Regions from separate parts of the Homo sapiens genome. Here region 1 is linked to region 2. A link is an interaction called in ENCODE POLR2A ChIA-PET data of the cell type or tissue named here. Cell type or tissue: OCI-LY7. All regions are shown on one strand.

The links. Peaks named below come from ENCODE experiments on the same cell type or tissue, not always from the same donor. Only the 100,000 strongest peaks of a DNase experiment are listed, where the experiment ranks them.
Region 1: POLR2A ChIA-PET joins it to region 2 with 6 read pairs; 4 of 35 experiments call an interaction of 5 or more read pairs at or near these places.

What each region holds. Positions count from the first base shown.
Region 1 is chr9:36,022,503-36,025,002 of GRCh38, reverse strand. No RefSeq gene overlaps it. Among named protein-coding and RNA genes, the nearest start is that of RECK, 13 kb to the left of the region's middle. In OCI-LY7, CTCF peaks have their summits at 1,167 and 1,372 (motif pointing right); a DNase peak (open chromatin) is centred at 1,392.
Region 2 is chr9:35,939,417-35,941,916 of GRCh38, reverse strand. No RefSeq gene overlaps it. Among named protein-coding and RNA genes, the nearest start is that of OR2S2, 17 kb to the left of the region's middle. In OCI-LY7, no CTCF peak of the experiment used is centred here; a DNase peak (open chromatin) is centred at 1,226; H3K27ac peaks cover 411 bases.

The DNA.
Region 1 (2,500 bases), 83 kb before region 2:
GGACTTTCTATCAGAGGTTTTATTTTCTCAACATCACCCACAACCTCTAGCTTGGGCACCAGCCCAGGATGGAGAAGGTGTTAAATTCCTCCCTATCCAATCAATAGAATCTTACACTAGTTCTATCTTTTCTGATTATCCTCTTCAATCTGACCAAGCTTCTAGCTAAGAAAGCACTCCATTTCTCCCTAAGGACATTGGAAACCTTAATTATTATATCGTGAATTCTCTTGCCTATACCTTTTAGTAAAGATAAAGGTAAACCCAAACTGCTGATAACCCCCAATTTTGCTCTTAATCTATAAAAGAGAAATTCTGGATTTTTAAAAACTCTCTTTTCTCTCAGAAAGCCTAATTTTTTTGAGATGAGGTCTCACTCTGTTGCCCAGGCTGGAGTGCAGTGGTGCAATCAAGGCTCACTCTGTGCAGCTTTGAACTCCTGGGCTCAAGTGGTCCTGCCCCAGCCTTCCAAGTAGCTGGGACCACAGGTGTGTGCTGTCACACCCAGCTAGTTTTAAATTTTTTTGTAGAGATGGGGTCTCACCATGTTTCCCAGGCTGGTCTGAAACTCTTGGCCTCAGGTGATCCTCCTGCCTTGGCCTCCCAAAATGCTGGGATTACAGGTGTGAGCCACCATGCCTGGCCAGAAAGCCTAATTTTTAAGATTATTGTCTAATTTGACACTCTAAGAGAAAAACAAACGTTTCATTCTAGGGAGTCTTTGTTCATCTCCATGAATTAATGAAACTATTGATTGAATAGGGGGAGCAAATGGGCAACTTGATTTTGGGAATATAAAACCACACTGGTCAAGGGTATCTCTTCTGGCAGCATGAACAATTAGATTCTCTGAGTATTCTCGTCTTGCTGAGTGTGAAACACAACTGAGCATGCTGAATAAAATGTAAAAACATTTTTTTAAAAGGTACTGATGAGCTTTCCAGAAACTAAGGGATACTCAAAGGCCAAAAATTAAGTGAAATCTGCAACCCAGAGACTTAAAAGCATTGACATTTTAGGCTTTTGCTATGAGGGAATTTGCCGGGCTGATGAACACCTCACAGGCTTGCTGATGCCCAAGGGCTTGGCTCACAGTAGGAGACTTGCGCGAGGACGTCTTCCTACCCTGCCTCTTCCTTCAGCCCTCCTGCCCTGGTCCCACATCTTCTAGGGCTTTGCTCCTCAAAGCGTGGCCTGCAGAGTTCAGCAGCATAGACATTACCTGGAAATCTGTTAGAGATGTAGAATGTCAGACCCTACCTCAGACTCACCGAATCCTTATCCACATTCTCAGATAACTCATGAAAACATTCAAGTTTGAGAAGCACCTATCTCAGGAGCTTGCAGAAATTTCAATTGTCAGCTTCAGCAATGTCCACCAGGTGGCAGGTTTGCAGCAGGCACAGGTAGCTAGAGCTGCAACCAGCCACCCAATTCTGTAAGTGGCACTGGAAGTTAGGAACAATTGCTCACGAACTGTGGAGGGAATGAATGGAGGGGCGACCCCAGAGGAGACCCCTAATCAAAGAGTGGCGGGTGGTGGGGTGCGAGCCATGAGTTCCCCCTCTCTGGCAGTCCCCAGTTGTATTGGCTAGTGACAGGGACGGGCTATACGCTCTCATTTTACAGACAAAGAAATCAAGGCCCAGAGAAGGAAGGAGACTTAGCCAAGTGCTCAGCAGCGGGAAATAGTGTTAGGGCTGGACTTGGAAGGCAGGTGTCAGGCTGCCTGGCCTGGGCTGAAAGCACTCTGTGGTCTATGCTGACCTGAGCGGCTGCCTCTCCACTCCCTCCCCTCAGATGCTCTTTGAACAGCTATCTTGTTTTCTCTGGAAGTGCTAGAAGCTGCTGTTATAATAATTCAATTCGGATGGCCAGTGGTATTTCCACATGATATAGTTTGGATACTTTCCTCACCCAAAACTCATATTGAATTGTAATCCCCAGTGCTGGAGCTGGGGCCTGGTGGGAGGTGTTTGGATCACGGGCAGATTCCTCATGGCTTGGTGCTGTCTTTGTGATAGTGAGTTCTCCCAAGATTCAGTTGTTGTAAAGTGTGGCACCTCCTGCCTGCTCTCTCTCTCTTTCTCTCTCTTTATCTTTCTCTCTCTTTCACTCACTCCTGCTTTGGCCATGTGAAGTGCCTGCTCCCACTTCACCTTCTGCCATGAGTAAAAGATCCCTGAGGCCTCCCCAGAAGTTAAGCAGATGCTGGAGCCATGTTTGTATAGTCTGCAGAACCATGAGCCAGTTAAACTTCTTTTCTTTATAAATTACCCAGTCTCAGGTATTTCTTTATAGCAGTACAAGAATGGCCTAATACACCACAATACTCAAGGTCCTGTGGCTAGAATCACTGCCTTGGAAGGTCAACTTTGAAAGGACCTCAAAGCCATGCAGTCTAAAACTAGCTTCTAGCAGGGGAGAGAAACAGCTAAGGTCCACGGAGGGGCTCCGACGGCCAGCCCCCACCCCAACCCCCACTGCCATGTCTTGTCAT
Region 2 (2,500 bases):
GAAGAAAATAGTACAGAAAGAAGACTGCACCTGCCAAAGAATGACCTCTCCGATCTCTTCTCTACCAGCCCACTCACATCTTTCTTCCTCCCTTGAGAGTAAAATATGCTCCACTATAGTATCTTTCACATATAAATGCCTTCTACCTATGTACTTCTACCTAATAACTTTCTAATTATTGTTTCTTACATAAACTTGCTTTCATTGTTCAGTCAATAGATTTTTCTATGTGTGAATATTGAGGATATCATTGGTCAGAATGAAATGCATCATAGGTTTCCCATTAAAATAAATGGAAATATTTTTCCATCTAATGATTTATTTTCCCCTGAGCAGCAAGGTTTTTCAGGAAAGAATTGACATCTTTAAGCAAAGGATAGGTGTTTTATATGTTTTGTATATGCGATGCTCCCTACAGAGTAAAAGTGAAGTCACATTGCCCCCATGGAGCTCATGGCTACTATTTCAGGAATGAATTGAAGTGCCTGGAAAACTTAAGTCCCTGGGATGACTAGACATGTCCCTATTCCTTGCTGCAGGTAGGAAGACAGCATTCTCAACATGTTGTATTTGTGATCAGAGGGACCAAGATTTGGCCTCTCACCACTAAGAGGAAATGACCTAGAGACCTATGGACTATGCCCCATGAAGTCAAGTTAACATAAGGGAAAAGGTGTGTATCAGCAAGGATTAGGCTTAACTGCAAATAATAGAGTCTCACAGAAGCACTGTTTAAACCAGATGGCAGTTTATTTCTCTGTCCTGTGTAGAGACTGAAGCATAGGCAATCTGGGACTGTGGTAGGAGCTCTATTCCTTCAAGTCCTCAGGGTCTCAAACTCCTTCTAGCTTACTTCTTAATCATCCCTACAGTGTGGTCCGTATTACCTCACAGTCTAAGAAGGCAGCAAGAGCTCCAGCTCCACAGCACATTCCAAGCAGTAGGATAGAAAGAGTGACAAGGAGGAAGGGATGCAAAGGCCATATACCAGCTGTCCTCTAAGAAAGGTTTCTAGAAGCTACCATACTTTAATTCTGCTTGTAACTTATTAGCCTGAACTTATTCATGTGGCCACAGAAGATGCAGTTCACTGCAGAAGATGCTGAAAAATAAAGCCTTAATTCTGGGCGGCCATGTTTCTTAGTCAGCTTGGGCTGACTATAGGCTTAAACAACAGACACTTATTTCTCACCGTTCTGGAGGCCTGGGAAGTCCAAGATCAAAGTGCCAGCTGTTTCCGTTTCTGGTGAGGGCTCTCTTCCTGGCTTGTAGATTTTGAGCTTCTTGCTGCATGCCTTTCCTGGGTGTGCAGGTGTGGGAGGAGAAAGGGAAAGCATGATCTTGATCAGAGAGAAAGAGCGCGATCAGCTCATTCTTTGCCCTTAAGTCTCACTCAGGTTCTGATGAAGTGGACAATATAATTGTAATTGGGATTATGGGTACTATTTCCTTATGCGCATCTGAAATAATAAATTATGCATTTATATGTGGACTTAGATTCTTTGGCTGTTTCCAGACAACAAGAACGTTTCATCTTTTGTGACATACTCCCAAAAGGTATGACAATAAAATCTTCACTTTTATATCTCTGAGAAGATGAGATGTTTTTACAATTGTTATCACAATTCTCTATCCTAGGAAATGGGCTTTCTAAGATCTCACTGTGTGTTGTGCTTTATCCAACATGCAGCCAGATGACCCATGGCCTTAGAGATATGGCAGTATGCTGGTTTCATCCCCTGTTCTGCAAGCTAAGCATCAACAGCTATGACATATATTTGCACATTCGTGTTTCAACTCAGGCCCCAAAGCATCATTGCAGAATTCACACATTATTAATTTCCTAAAGTCTAAACATGTAACAAATTCCAATGAGAGAAATAGTGCAGGTACCCATGGAAAGATACAGGCCGTCATGACGCAGACAGGGATGCACGACCAACACTCAATAGCTAAAGTAGCCAGAATTCTCAGAAAACCTGCATACAACTAAGAACTGCCTTTCCTCATAACTCTGTCAGCCCTTTGAGAGACAAACTGCCTCTTTGCAGCTGATCAGTGCACCCAAGGACAAACAGAGACCATCTGGAGGTTTTTTTTGTTTTGTTTTGTTTTGTTTTTTGAGATGGAGTTTCACTCTTGTTGCCCAGGCCAGAGTGCAACGGCGTGATCTCAGCTCACCGCAACCTCTATCTCCTGGGTTCGAGAGATTCTCCTGCCTCAGCCTCCCTAGCAGCTGCGATTACAGGCGCATGCCACCACACCCAGCTAATTTTGTATTTTTAGTAAAAACAGGGTTTCTCCTTGTTGGTCAGGCTGGTCTGGAACTCCTGACCTCAGGTGATCTACCCGCCTCGGCCTCCCAAAGTGCTGGGATTACAGGCATCAGCCACTGTGCCCGGCCAGGTTTTGTTTTTGTATACTCTGCCTTTACCTTTGTCCAAGGAGACGATCTATGCAATCCTTGTCTTCTCCATACACAAGTAAATCTTCAGCTGTA